Linked DNA regions of Homo sapiens: region 1 is linked to region 2. The links are chromatin loops, found by intact Hi-C in ENCODE. Cell type or tissue: A673. All regions are shown on one strand.

The links. Peaks named below come from ENCODE experiments on the same cell type or tissue, not always from the same donor. Only the 100,000 strongest peaks of a DNase experiment are listed, where the experiment ranks them.
Region 1: it touches region 2 in a loop (6-fold over the local background); 12 of 110 quality-filtered maps call a loop at or near these places.

Annotation. Positions count from the first base shown.
Region 1 is chr5:22,211,005-22,219,004 of GRCh38, reverse strand. CDH12 (cadherin 12) reads left to right here. Exons shown (of 15, transcript NM_004061.5): 4 at 6,362-6,507. LOC105374682 (a long non-coding RNA gene) reads right to left here and starts at 6,573. Exons shown (of 2, transcript XR_925845.4): 1 at 6,480-6,573; 2 at 4,400-6,091. In A673, a CTCF peak has its summit at 4,709 (motif pointing right); a DNase peak (open chromatin) is centred at 4,724; H3K4me3 peaks cover 2,700 bases; H3K27ac peaks cover 1,601 bases.
Region 2 is chr5:21,806,462-21,814,461 of GRCh38, reverse strand. The region is part of intron 9 of CDH12 (cadherin 12); the gene reads left to right. Among named protein-coding and RNA genes, the nearest start is that of SNORA105A, 74 kb to the left of the region's middle. RefSeq lists a silencer at 1,182-1,376. In A673, a CTCF peak has its summit at 3,570 (motif pointing left); DNase peaks (open chromatin) are centred at 3,531 and 7,281; H3K4me3 peaks cover 374 bases; H3K27ac peaks cover 3,482 bases.

The DNA of each region.
Region 1 (8,000 bases), 400 kb before region 2:
ATCTGGATAGATACTAGGACATTAAGTTTAAAGTTGTCTTAAAATATGATTGAATGGGAAATGCTGTATACAATTTAAGAAACGGTTAGAAATATAAAGTAGGTGATTTTATTCCATCTTCGATGCGGTTTCTTTAGAAAATAGAAATCAGAATTAAAGGCATATAGATTGTTATTATGGACATAATCTGTTATTAATCATTTAATTGTGATTCTGTTTTATTAAAGAAGAAATGAGGAAGATGTGAGGGTTTTGTGCAACTTTATTGAGGTATAATTTATATACAGTAAACTGCACATATTTAACTTGCAAATTAGATGGGTTTTGACACATATATACACCTGTGAAGCCACCATCATAATCAAGACACTGAATATTTCCATTGTCCCAAGGGTTTTCTTGTGACCTCTGCAATTTCTCATTCCAACTTCATTCACCTCCAACCAGTTACCTGTTTTCTGTCATTACAGATAAATTTCCATATTTTTTAATTCTACAGAAATGTAATTATATATTAGTAATGTATTTGTTTCTGGCTTGTTTTATATCAGCATAATCATTTTGTGGTCCAGTTGTTAAGTGTACTAGTAGTTGCCTACTTTTAATTACCAAGAAGTATTCCATTCTATGAGTGTACCACAGTTTATTCACTCACCTGTTGACGGACTTTTTTTTCCCCAGTTTGGAGCCATTGTGACTAATCAGTCATTTGTGTCTAGTTGTTTGAATGGAAATATGCTTTTTTTTCTTTGGAGTGAATACTTCAGAGCGAGATGGCTGCATCACACGATAGGCATACGTTTAACTTTTTAAAAAACTACCACAATGTATTTTAGAGTGATTGCATCCTTTTATATTCCCATGAACAGTGTTTTAGGGTTATAGGTTTTTCACATCATTGTTGACACTTGACGTAATGAGAGTTTTTTTTCTTTTTGATTTTAACTATTCTAATAGGTATTTAGTGGTAGAAATAACTTGTTAAATAATTAAATATATAGTTAAATAGTTATGAATTAATAAGAAAATCTAAGTCAGAATTTTCATCATCTAAAATTTTTTAGTGAACAGGAAATTCATTTGATACTAGTTGTCCCATTAGTGCTTGCAGATCTTTCCACATTCCACTCTACCCTACCACTGCTTTTCTGACTCTCCAAAAGGGTAAACCTATCTACTCAGTAAGGAAATAAACATTTTTTTTCTATTGAGCAATATTATTCATTAATATTATTTTATATGTCCATTTGTTTAATGGCATTTTAAAATCATTGCTAAAAATGTGTTTTGTTTGGGTTTTATATGTATAACTCTAGTCATTACTAATTTTTAGTATCTTTTAGTGAATTCAATAGAAAGTGAGTTTAATATTCTTAAAGTTTTACATATTATTTATCTAATTTTACTTGAACTTCATAGTCATACCTCAAAGATACAAAATAGAATAAATCAGAGCTAACAAGAAAGGTCTAAAATGCAAAGCAATTATGTCTACAAAAGCCATTTCTTTTCTTTTAATTATGCACTCTGCTTTTTTGTTATTTTAAAATAATTGTCTACTAAATTGGAAATGTGCTTTTAAAAACACAAAATATGTTAATATTATGTGTCCATTCTTTAAGTATGCTCTCCAATTTTAAGATAATTCTCAATCATTTTAATTAAGTTACCTTTACATTAATTTTACTGATCAGGACAATAGAGAGGATGGCTAACATCCATTCTAGTTGCAATAAAATAACCATGACCTTTTAAAGAAACGTGTTATAATTATTTTAAAACATTTAAAGAATATTCCTGACCTTAGCAATTTTTTAATCTACTCCATTTACAATTTCACATCAATAATTTCTGGCTGATTTTTTAATTACTCGAACTATGAAATCAACACATCCTTGCTATAATGTTATTTATAGTATAAAATAAGTTGTTTGGGGCATGGAAGGGTGTGAGAAGGGAGAAAACATGTATTTGCAGACAATAATTCCTTCTTAATTGCTTGATTATTTCTGAATTAGGTAGAAAGAACATCACAAATTATTAGGCAAATAGATGCATTTTCATAACTGACTGAAATCCTAGAGATAATATAGTTTAATTTCCTCAAATTTTCCAATGAAATTATTAAATAGAAGCTTTTTAAATGGCTTCGGTTAGAAAACTACTCACTGCTAGAATTTTGACTATAGTCTAAGTTTTCTGATATCCAGTTTAGCTTTCTTTTTTTTCTAAAATTTCATCTTATCTTAAACTCATGAGTATATGTGCGTGAAACCGGAATCAAAAATAAAAATTTCTCTTGAAGGCTGGTGAGTTTAGTCATTCAGCCTCCATGATTTAGACATAAGCAGAAATATGTATAATACATGAGAATCTGTTAGCATTCAGCAAACCTCTGTGTGATAGTATTAGCTTGATGCTGCTGCTGCAAGATCAATTTGTTATTAGTTAGGTGGCTTGTTTATGTATATGTATTTATAGATCCATTTAAAATAATTAACAGTAATTTTTCAAGGTCTGTTCTGATAAACCATCACAAACAGTGGTAGGGAGGTAATAGCTGAATCTACATTGGTATACAGAAGCAAGATTCTATTTGTGTAAGAATCATAAGACTAATATTTGGGAAATATCTTCATATATCCCCAATTTAAATAATAATAGCCAAGATCAGGAAAAGTCTGTAGGAAATCTAAGGGTTGCTATTCCAGTATACATAAATCACAAGTTCCCTGTCAGCTCAGAGTAATTTTTTCTTCAATAAATCACAATCACAATTTACACTGTTTGGAACAAACCTAAGTAAATGAAGAAAGACTGACTTCTGTTTATATAGCCACTTAAGATCCTTTTTGACAACAAGATGACTCAGATAAACATATTTGTTCGACATAGTGGGGAGCAATAGGACTTACGTAAAAAGGAAGACATTAGGTTTTCCACTATCAAACACCAAAGGACAATCACTTGCTCTTTTTATTCCTCATCACTAACATATGAGAAAAATACTTATGGTAACCTATTTCACAAGATTCCCATAAGAATCAAATGAGAGAATAAGTTCTTGGCAAAGTTTAAATGTTGCATTAGTTTGCGTTATCATCATTTATTTCATTAAACTTCTTGAAAGAGTGTGGTCACAATGCTTCTCTGTAAAGTTATGGATGTGTCTGAGAATTTCAAAGAGCCATATGAAATGATAGGATTCATGTGACTTTTAAGAAACCTGTAGATAAAGCATGAACAAATCAGAGATAAACTTTAGCTCCCTAGTACATTTGAGCTTTGCTATTACATTATGCCACTTGGAGAACTAGGTTAGTAAAAATCATCATAATTTTGGTCTAATATATTTTTATGGCTGTTCTTGAGATATTCGTTTACTTAGAGTGGAGCTATTTTCTTGTTTTAAAAAAGCAATAATTATTATATTTGAGTGGGAGAGCAAATGAATTGCAGAAGGGATTTTTAAAAATTTGAAATTGAGTCATTTGTGCTAATGGAATTATATATTTGGAAGCTCTGGATGGAATCTATTTTTTAGCCTAAAGTTTTTTTTGTGAATTTTTTTTCTGCTAAATCATACATAACTTTTAATAGCAGAACTGTTACAATAGTTTATCAGTTATAAAATGGTTTTTAAAGATGTGAAAATGATTTTTGTTAATCATAAAATCTAGAAAATGTTCCCATTCTGTTGGAAGTAAGGGTTTTGATCAGTTTTAACATTTGGGAATTTCCAAATATTTGCTAATTTTATAGTTACAGTAACCTGACTTTTAGTGGTGGGTTTCTTCTGTACTGACTACGCAACATTGGTAAATTTGCTTAACTTCTCAGAGCCCTAACTTAATTAATTAAAAAATAAAATATTATAATGTCTGCTTAATAGAATTGGACTAAGGGGTTCATGGATAGCTATAGCTGAAGTGCATGCCAGTCACTTACTACATAGCAAGCATGTAATAGACAGTACCTGTTATTTTCATGTGACTACGGTCTCCCCTCACACCTCCAACAAAATGGTCTTATTTTGCTTTGTTCTTCATGTGTGTACTTTCACATAAAATCAATTAGTGTTCCAACATAGGTTAAAAAAACTACTGAAGAGTCATCATACTCTCTATAGAAACCATTCAGGGTTTTGAAAGACCTCTGGATTTTATGAGAACAGAAAGGCTGGTTATTTGGAAATGTCATCAGGGCAGTCTCATGGAGTTGGAGTTTCCAGATAGAACCCATCTACTATGGCACAAAGTTTCGTGTGCACCTGTTTTAGTTGGTGATGATGATTGTGGGTTGGCTGGCAGGGTTCAGGAAAATAAGCCCTGTCTTAACGTTTTAATAAGTTTTAAAAATAGTTCACGATTTAAGATCCTCAGAATGGGACTTAGACCAATACGAGAAACGGAGTGCTTTAATTGCATGACCAACTACACATTAGAGCCCTGGAATCTATCCCACTGTTATTTACAAGTATTGTGTTAAAGACTAGTTGGAACCCTCTCAGGAGAAATTAGCAGTTACATTTTCTTATTTTTACAATTTATGCTCAAGGTGCATTTACTTCGATGTAAGCAGCCTCTTTTCTACTATAACACTCTCATGCCAATCTAAAATTGGATAATGGGTTTCCTGCTTTACAGCAGCAAAAATTGTTCTCCCTCTCCTGAAGTGGTTGACTGGGTTTCTTCACATTCGGCTGTCACCCTCCACCAGCTGAGGGAGCAAGAGACCTCTGCATGGGAGGCTACAGCCCCATCTCCTGGGGCTTCTGCAGGGCCGTCTCCGTTTTCAGAGTAGGATGAGTACCTGCCTTAGTAACAGCAATTCAGTTACCCTGAAGTTTTACTTTGTCCAAAAAGTTTCACCAAGAGCTTGTATTTTAATGAGATACTTTAAAAATATATTTGGGAATGTATAAGGCAAACGGATTCTCTATTATTTATACTTAGTGCATTCGCCTACTGAAATTTGAGGGTTTTCTAAGATATATATAAATATCACAATGTAAATATAGCTTCTCGCTCTTCCTCTCTCTCTTTCTCACACACACACGCAAGCACACGCACCCACACACACACGCACACACACATCAAAGAAATGCCATATGTCCCAAGTGAGACCCACTGGAAAAAAACAAAAGTGCTGAACATATCACTCAGGATCATTGTGAGAGGACAGTCGTCAGCTTTCTCTCTGGCAATGAGAATTTTCTCACCCTCAAGACATGCAAATTACTTTTTTCATCTGTTCTTTTTATGTTATTTGCATAATTTTATCCTGCAAAAGTGAGAGCTGTCAAAAATTAACCATTTGGGGCTTTGGCATTCAGTTATGTGACCTTTTCCAGAGAGTTAGATCTCTTCAGGGAACTAGGAACTTGATGAGGAAGTGCTGAGAAGGTGGTCAGTGGCAGAAAGAGCGGATGACGGATGGGGACCAGCAGGTTGGTAACGGCACATAGCTACGTTTAAAAAGTTGTTAGATATTTTCGATCCTCTCATATGCTTGCTTGTTTTTGTTTTAGGAAATCAGTATTTCAACAGATAATCAAAGAGATGATTCGGTTAGGTGTAGTGCTGTATTCTCCTACATTACTCTGGTTAAGGGTACAATGCAAACATTTTTTGCAAGTGTAATGCTAATTGAAAATGCCGTTTGGAAAACTACACAAGCAAGGCTGTGTTCATGCCGTGGTTTGAGTGCTTGTGTCTGTAGCAATCTGCCAAATATGCTTATTTAGTATGAATACTTCCTTTTTATAAATTCAGAGAGTTGCACTCTGGAGGGCTGTAATAAACCTTTAAATTCATTTTAGTTCGACAAAGGTTGAAGTATGTAGCAGGCGAGCGGCAGAGACAAGTGCAGCTATCTCTTTGATCACATCGCTTTAAACATTTTTCAGCTTTAAGCTTGTCTTACAAATCAGCTCTATCAGTCTATTAATTGCTTCACTGTACCTAATATCTTACACGAAGGCACCTTGAAAAACAGCAGGAGAAAGCACATTTGTTTAAGTCCTGCGATGGCTAGCACGGCAGCTAATCTCCTTGCAAATCATAATCATAGTTGTAGTTCATCCATTAGGCTGGAAAAGACAAGATTCCCAAGTGGCCTTGGTGCCTTTTCCAGTTCCCGGGAGACCCACCAACCCTCGGCGTGTGTTGCCTGCGCACCCGGAGCGTTCTTGCTAATCAGGTCAATGATTAACGCCTGGCTCCAGGGACCTGCCAAGAGTGTTAGGGAGCCTCCAAACGGAGCACGCTCACGGAGAATCTCCCGTTCAGAAACATCGCTTAGTCCTCATTTACTCACTGGGAACCTCGGAGGATTTCAGCTGATGTTTTTCTCTCCTTAGACAGTGAGGAGCTCAACATAACAGGGAAAAGGAGCACAGGATGCAGCTACTTGGAGGGTGTTGATTGAAAACTTCGATCTCCCCACCCCATTCACGGTTGATTTGACGGATTTCTCACCTCGTTCACAGAGAAAATTTCAATTAAGGTAAGTGCTGCTTTATCCGGGTGACTGCATGGCACTGAATTTCTGCATTGAAAGTTCTAACTGACTAAACTGACATTCTGCACTGCAGCAAGTGACTGTGTCAGGAAAAGCTTAATTTATAAGCAAGTTTCCTGGAGTGAAAACGGCGTTGGAGATAATGATATCTCAGGGCAATTTCTTCTGAAATACATTCATTCTGCCTTGTATCCAGAGAAAATAAAAGGGAACATGAAAAGATAGTTAATTTCTCATTTTACCTTTTTAATAATCTATTTGGAGGGTTGTGCATTGCCAAGGTAAATTGGTTTTGATTGAAGTGATTTGTTGATGTCATATAGTAAAATCTGAGTCTGAAAACTTCAAAGTTAAATCAGATGGAAAGAAAATTTGCAAATGCGAGTTGAGATTTTGTGCAGCTTTCTACATTAGCAATATTCCTGAGCTCCCTTTTGGTTTAAGGATTTAGGACTAAATCCCTGAATATTTTAATAGTATCCATTTGGAACTTAAAACTTAAATGTTATAGTTTCTGATGCAAGTATTAAGAAAAATGAAACTAGAAGACTTATTGTACCATTCATATAATTTATAGTACTTATTCAACAGAAGTGGATTTCTTTTATGACATGAATAAAAAAAGAAAGCAAAGGAAAATTAAGTGCTTTCTAAAATGCTTGTTTTTGAAAGAATTCTTCAATAAGAGATTACGTGTTTGTAAAAAAATCTTTTTTATGTTTTATTTCATTTTTATTATTAAGATATAATGAATTGAAGTGAAGCTTACATTTCCTATATCATTTAGGGCAATTATCCAGGTAATTCAGATTAAACCATTCCATATTAATTCTTTTTTACCCATTTTCTTGTAAGCTTGTTAAAAATATCTAGAAAGGTATTGTAAGCAACTTTTTTCCAAAGTTTAATTACCTGAACTTTTTCTTTTCTACCTTACTAAGCGCATGTAAATATAGCCTGATTGTTTTACTCCATATTATGATAAATTTTTATGTAATTAAGAGTAATTAAATAATTATATCACTATAATTATGTGATCTATCAGTCTGCAGGCTAAATACTGAAGAATAGCAATCACTTACCTTGATATTGTATGACATAAAAGTTTTCAAATAATGAAATAAACATTATTTAAAATATCACGTATAATACTGAAACAGGTTGATTTTTAACAATTAATTTCTATTGTTAAAGCAAAATGTAAATATCTAGCTGCTTTTGTATAAAGATTTATAATGGTATCTCAAGTGTGCTTTTCAGAGTGAGCACTCGTATTTCCTGAAGTGCTGACTTCCCTTTTCTTCTATGGATCTCTTGAGATGGGACATTTTATAAAGATGTCAGAACACTTTCTAATAATTGGCTATCATTCTGAAATTCTCTGGAGAGCTTTTCAGGCTGATGTCGATGTTAGTGCTTCTTCCAGAGGAGTAAACTATTTTCAAGGTTCCCAAAGGCTGATGTGTACTTGGCTACCA
Region 2 (8,000 bases):
ATCTTATTATATCAAAACATATTAATCTTTGAAAGTAATCATTCAGTTATGTAAGTTCAACTATCATGAAAGCAATAAGAACATATCTGCCTTTTTCATTATGAAACATCTACAGAGAATGAGTCATGTTATTTATTTTTTGTATTTATTGTGTTTATTTAGAATTTTTATTCTTCTTAACTGGATTAAAATTGAGATATGCAAAATTATATAATACTTTTATTAAAATAGATTTAGATAGGGTAGATAATCTTGAAAGTATATCTGCAAATAAAACACACACACACACACACACACACACACACACACACACACACACTCATTTCTCCTGTGGTGGATGAATCATTGTTGTCCATTTTACTGGCCTGAAATTCATTATCTAAGTAAAGCTCAATGTCCATAACTTTCACTACTTCATTCAACAGGTATTTTGGAAGCAGCCACTGTTTTCCAGACTCCACTATGGAGATAGGGCAGTGAACTCAACAAACACACTGCCTGCACTCATACTCAGCTTCCATTCAACTGAGGACGTCAGGAGATAAACAAACAAATTAGAAATCACTTTCAGCAGTGATGAATTCAAGCTAGAAAGACTTAAAGTAGGATGAAGGGGTAAAAGGCATGTGGAGGGTGGAGGGTATCTTACAGTGAGGTGAAAAATAAAAAAAGACTTCTGTATTAGAAGGGAATATGAGCAAAAACCTGACCATGTGGTATTTGGGTGATGTGAGTTCCTAAAAGTTTGAGCAGCAATTTCAAAATCTCTGAATTGGGAGTGTACTAGGCAAGAAGGCCAGTGGGGCTGGAATGAAGTGAAGGAAGAGGGCCTTGGCCAGAGATGACGGGCTCGCCAGGCAGAGCCTTGTAGACCAGGCAAAGATGTTGAATTATTAACAGATCGTGATATAGAGAGCCCATGTGAGTGTAGATCTAGATCACTTTTACTCTTTTATTTATTTTTATTTATTTATTTATTTTGATATGGAGTTTTGCTCTTGTTGCCCAGGCTGGAGTGCAATGGAGGGATCTCGGCTCACTGCAACCTCTGTCTCCCAGGTTCAAGCGATTCTCCTGCCTCAGCCTCCCAAGTAGTTGGGATTACAGGTGCCTGCCAACATGCCTGGCTAATTTTTTGTATTTTTAGTAGAGAAGGGGTTTCACCATGTTTGTCAGGCTGGTCTTGAACTCCTGACCTCAGGTGATCCACCTGCCTTGGCCTCCCAAAGTGCTGGGATTACAGGCATGAGCCACCACACCTGGCCTCGCCTTACCCTTGTAGACCCAAGTGACTCTGGTTGTCTTAAGAGAACAGTAACTAGGAAATAATGAAAGCAATAGCTCAGTTAAGAGACCATAGAAGTAAACCGGGAAACAGATAGAAATGTGGAACGTGATGGTACAGCAACAGAGATGGTGAGAGATTGTGAGATTCTAAATAAATTGTAAAGGAACAGCCAAAACATATTTGTATAAATATTATCATCATCTGGTAAATTACACCAAGCATTTGAGACTTCAGAGCCTAATAAAACACATGGATTTTCTTTCAGTGTTGTAATTTGCTTTCATCTCTAAATATGGATCCACTAGAGGCAATCCCCTATGCTAACCTAGTGTTCTATTAGAAAGAACATTGTAGCCTGCACCCTACATCTATTGAATCTTTAAAAAATAACTCAGGAGGACATTTTTGTAATGAAACTTAAAAACTGTCCACCTATCTATTGTATATATTGTATCGTGTATTGTGTTTATATGCACACATGTACATAGATGCATTACTCAATTAAACATGATAGTATGACTTAATAAAAATGTGAGAAAATATCTCATTGAATAAAGCCCATAAAAATTCAAAATCAATTGAAACACTACAACAATTTTTTAAGTACAGAATGCTTTTGGGTAAAGACTGTAAAATAGTACTATACTCAAGCATATATTCAATAAGTTCTCAGAAAACTTCATCTTGCAATTATCATTAGGAATCCTTAAAGAATTAGGTGTATCTCAATAACTGTGTATGTAAACATCAACAGTAGTGTTGCAGATCCAGAATGATCTTAAATTATTTGTTAAGGTTTTCCCTTCAATATTGCAATACAAGAATTCTGATATAAAATCAGATTCATACAGAAATTACATTTTAAGTATACTAAATGCATTTAGAAAGTCCCAAATATATATTCTACATTTGAATATGTAGTCCTTTTTTAAACACCAGTTATTTTAATTTTTTAGCTAACAGATTTTGAGCTGCAATAGAGGAATGAGGCATGACATGCTTTGTTTTCAGAGTTTTTCTTTTTTTAACGCACTTAAGAATACATTAAAATACTAATGATCTGAAGTACATATTGTTATTACTGTTTTATCTTCAAAATCTTTTATTTGCTTTTCTTTCACTATTTTCTCCTCTGTCTATTTCCTGTATAGAGGGAGGGCTTGAGAAAACAAAAATGATGGTCAGGTTTAGATTAACTGAGAAGACTGAAGAAAGGCATTTTTATTTATTTTATTAACCTTAACTTTGATTCACTTTATGAGCCCTGTGACAGAATGCCATTTCACTGTGACAGAATGCCATTTCACTGTGACACTTCGAATTCAGAGGAACATTATGAAGCTTTATAAATTGCTCCAAGGCATAAGATATTGGTAAAACAAAACAAAACAAAACAAAATAAAAACTGCTTTTATTCCACCCTCACATCCTACCACTCTGAGAAAACTGTAAAAAAAAAAAAAAGCTTGTCCTATATGGTGTTGGGTGTTATAGCAATAAAACACTAATAAAATCAGAATAAAGTTTTTTAAAAATTCAAATTGTCTAGAAATTAAGAGGTGAGCTACATTTACAATGACAGAATAAGAGTTTTAAAATTCAATGGCTTCATTCTTAGTGAAAACCTAAATGAAATTTGTGTTTAGTCACTAGTGTTTTTTTTGCTACTGAATAAATGGGAATAAAATATATACTTCTTATATGTAAACATGGATAGTGAGTTACACGAATTAAAAGTTTTCAAGGACTCAAAATCTAAATATGGTTATAGAAGCACTTGAATTTTCTCCAAAGTGATTGCAAAATTTAAATAATTAAAATAATTAAGTGAATACTTGTTATCCAAAATAATAATTTAATATCCTGTATAATTTTTCAAACAGTTCTCTACCATTTCTACAAAACTTTCTCTTAGAAACTGTTTAAAATGAAGAGTGGTGAAGTTATTTCCTATTTAGTTTTTTTAAAAGTAAACCTTTTTTGGAATTAGAGACAGTGCTTACCATTTTGATGTTACTTGGCAATATTAGTTTATTTCAAATTAACATAACTGTGTGATCACATTAAATCCAAAGCAGAATTTTTCTTTTTCCTTAAAAACGTATGAGATAAATGATATTACTCTTCACAAAGAGCCTTTTAACAAATCGGCTAAGGTGCCAGTTGGTCCCACTGAGCATATATATATTTTATACTTACCCGTAAATCAGTAAAACTCTTTTTCTTTTTTCACGCTTGACAAATGAGTTCACATGATTTGGTAGCATAGCACCATCATGTGGTTAATTTTTGAATAACTCTTAAGAACAAAATGATAATAAAATTTGGAATATTTTACATAGCCAATCATACATGCCTCAGTTTAAGTTTAAAATAATGCTATTTTTAGCCACGCTAATGTACCTAATTAAAGAAAAAACACATGAATGCTGTTGTTTCTATATTATGTTTCTGTTTTTCTAAATATTTGTCTTCACCTTCTTTTGTAATACCTTACCTAGTTTCCCTAAAGTCTCATCAACTGTAACTTAGCCCTAAATCAACGTAACCACTGCAGATTTTTCTAGTCTTGTAGACAATTCTAACTGCACATGCCATAGACTTTTCAAATTCACTGTCTAAAGCTGAGTTCTTTCTTTGCTCCCAACAAAAGTCTGCCTACTCATGTTTTCTCCTTTCCAGTTTCTTAAAGCAAAAATCTGTGATTTTTCTAACACCGCTTCCATTCCTATTGACATCCCCTTGCCAAATAGGGCACAAAGGCTGGTTGCTGATTTTTCCAGAACTCAGGTTAAAATTTTCCTTTCTCCACCTATGAATTTGCCATACAGCCCTCTTCCTGACTCCTTTTTGCCACTGCAAAGGCTATTTTCCCAGCCTCACACGTTATTTTCCTCCAACTAATCTTTTTATTCATGGGGGAATGAAAGAAATCTATTTAGACGTTTAGATAGAAACATGTTCATCTTACTTAAATCAGTTTCTGGTCCTACTGATAGAAAGATAAAGATCAAAGAGTGCATTTTCTATTACTAACTTCTGCACACACACACATTTACAGGCATGTTCATATGCACAAGCTACATTCCAAGTACAGCAAAATCATTGCGATGTCTACCAATGGTATTGTGGTTCTCCTCCTTCTGCATAGAACTCCCTGTCCCATATAAGTATCTTCATGAATTCTTACATGTTCTTTAACATTTTTTTCTCCCTTGCTTCTCAACAAAGGCCTCCTAGAGTCCCTCAGGCAAAGTTGATCACTCCTTTATTTTGTCCCCAAATGTCAACATTTCTGTCAAAGCATCTATGATACTTACAAGGTTCTCATATTGAAAATACAACTCATTCCTCCTACTATATTTTAAGCCCCTGGAGGCACTTTTCCATATCTGTGTTTATTTCCCCATCAGTAAAGGAAATGCCTGAAATATATAAGATGTTTAAAATTGTTGTCGACTAAAAGGACAAATATCTTCTGTTGGTTTACTGTTTTCACTTCTGCTGCATTATTTTTCTTTTTACTCACATAGCATGTAAAGTTTGGAACGTTTTGCAAATAATTTAGAAAAATATGTTTTACTGATTCTACAAATAGGAAAGCTGAAGCTCAAAGAAGGAAGATAATTTTTCAAAGTCACACAGCTTGCTGTAAATCATAGTATATGTTTAGAAAGAGTATACTTCCAATTGTTGTGTACAACAATGCATGTTAGAAAAGATAATTGGCCTCCCCAATAGTCATGATTTATACTGTATGTGGACATGACACATATATTTTATTTCAGCATTTATAGTATGTGACGAAACCCTCTGTAATTTTTTAGGGGAAATATCACTAAAAACCTATGTCTAGAAGCACTAGAGTTTCTTGCAATTCTTTTTTGTTTTGTTTTGTTTGCTTGTTTTTTGTTTATCTTGGTTACTAAATTTATTCCAAAAATTACCGCTAAAATACAGGCATTACTATAATGACCATGATTCTTAAGATAATTTGTTAAAACTACGAAAATTTTGCAGAGTTGCAAAACACTAAAGTATAGTAATAACTTGTCCACAGAAAAATTAAGTGCATTTCTAATAAATAGTTTTGTTACAAATATTTTTAAGGTAAGTTATATAAAATGGATGTTTCTTCATTTAAATATTTTTGTTTACAAACACTTTTTGCCTAGTAATTATATGTTTCTTATAAGCTTATATATTATTAATTTTCTAACAAATGGTGTTGAAATTTTGTCCAAACTAAAATCTACGTTTTAAAACTTAACTACATTTCATTGTTTTTCCCTTTGTTACAGGGACATTCTCACCTGATATAGTGGCAACTTTTGTTCATCAAATACAGCTTTTTTATATAAAATATTGAGTTGCAACCTTTTGTCAATGATGATGAGATATGCATAAACTCTCCCACGTCTCTTCCCAGACAAGAATTGACTACTATATTGATCATAAAACTGAGTTTTAGGAAACCTGCTTTTTCATTAAAATGATGCTTGTTCTGAACATCTTATCTTTATTGTTCAGCCTAGTGTAATAAACCTATTTATAAGAGCTTGCTCCTAGTGTCTGTGCATCCTGGTTCAGCCTGGTATAAATCTGTTTTCTAACTGCTTGTCTTAGAAAGAATCTAGTCTGTTTCAGATAAGCCTACATCCTCGGATCATTTGCGTTCATTGACGGTATTCCTTCCCATTGCCTATTAAGACCTACTAGATAATTGAGAGTGTAGAGCCTTATCACTCAAGGATATATTTTCCTAAAAGTGATGGCTTTACTGTGTTGGTAAAAATAATATAGGCTTACTATAAAAATTGAAGTAATACAGAAGAGTAAAAAGTAAAAAGGGACAAAACCACGGCTACAGTGAGTCATAATATGGCATAACTGGTTCCTTTGCTCAGGGCCTTTTGGGAGGAAATCAAGGCGTGATTGGGGCTATGATCCAATCTAAGCCTTGGAGTCTTTTGTAACCTTACTGGTTCCTAGCAGAGCCAGTTCCTCGTGGCTGTTTGTTTTGTATTGTTGTTGTGTGTTTGTTTTGTTTTTGTGGTAGTTACTACTTCCTTGTGGCTCCTATGACAATGTTGTTAGCTCTCGCCAAATATCAGGTTTCAGTTCCCACAGGCACCCCTTGAGCACTTGCCACTTGCCACATAATCTCCTATAATGACAAATTTACTTCTTATAAGGCAGGACGAAAAGCATCTGCATCACTCCTTTCTTTTAAGGGGTCTCCTGGTTAGATCACACCTCTCAAGTAAAATCTCCTTAATTAACTCAATGTCAAGTGATTAGGGACCCTAATTATATATGCACAACTTATTTTTCCATTAAACTTAATAAGTTTATGTGAGTGAGATGTCATTTAATTTACAGGCCTCTCACACAATGAATGGCAGAGTCATTGCACACAGAGTATAGGTCATTGGGGGCAGGAATATTGGGAGCATCTTAGAATTCTGCCTGCTGAAGCTATCATTTTTTCAAATTCCTCAAAATATCTATAACCATAGCTATCCATTTCCACTCAACATTATCTGGAAGCATGAGGAGCCCTGGAAGAGCCCAGGTAGCTATTCTCTTATAATTTATGCCAAAAAATTGCTTATTTCCCTTTGAAATGAGAAAATCTTTTGGCACTTAACATTTCATTTAGTTTTTTGTGACCTGGACTTCAGCAATGTAAGAACAGAGAAAGTAGTGCTGTAATAGCCCAATGGGCTCTTCCTGCCCATTGCACAGACAAAACCAATTCTCTGAGACCATGGTACTGCAGTAAAGAGCTTATCTGACACCAGGCTAGCCATGTGGAAGACAGAGTTGTTACTCAGGTCAGTCTCCCTGAAGGCCCAGAGGTTAAGGTTTTCCAAGGATAGTTTGGTGGGCAAGGGACTAGCAAATGGGTGCTGCTGATTCGTTGGGGATGTCATCATAAGGGTGTAAAATACAGTCCCCCCCATGCTGAGTCCATCTCTGGGCAGGGAGCCATAGGACTGGTTGAGACATATGCCACAAATCTGGGTGGGGTTAGAGTGAAAAACATCTCAAAAGACCAATCTTAGATTCTGCAATGGTGATGTTATCTGTAGGAGCAATTAGGGAAGTTACAAATCTTGTGACCTCTGTTCACATGATTTGTGAGCAGTAAGAGACTATAGAAACTACCTATGTTTTAGCAGAATTCAGGCCACTATCATAATCCTAATCTTGTGGACTTTCTTTAGTTTTGCAAACATGGTTTTGGCCCAGGACCAAGGAGGGCATCAGTTATAGGGAGGGACTACTATCATCCTTGGTTCAAAGTTAAAGTATAAACTAAATTCCATAGTTAGCTTGGGCTATGCTGGGGAATGAGCCAAGACTGCCAGCCTGTGAGGCTAGAAGCAAGATGGAGTCCGCCATGCTAGACTTCCCTCACTGTCATAATCTTTGCAAAGGTGTTTTCAGTGTGGGAGATATAGGCTCTTGGGCCACAAAAGGTTTGCTGAAAAATTACTGACATGAGGGAGATTGATTAATAGGAGAAAAGGCAAACAAATTATTTAACGTGTATATACAGGTGCCTTCAGAATGAAGACCCAATTTCCCAATAAGTTACAGAATCTAATCACCATCTCAAGGTTACAGAAAGAATGGTGGCCCAGAGCATGGACAAAACCAGGTTGTCTTGGTAAATCACGTTTAGTGGCAAGAAAGGTTATGAGAG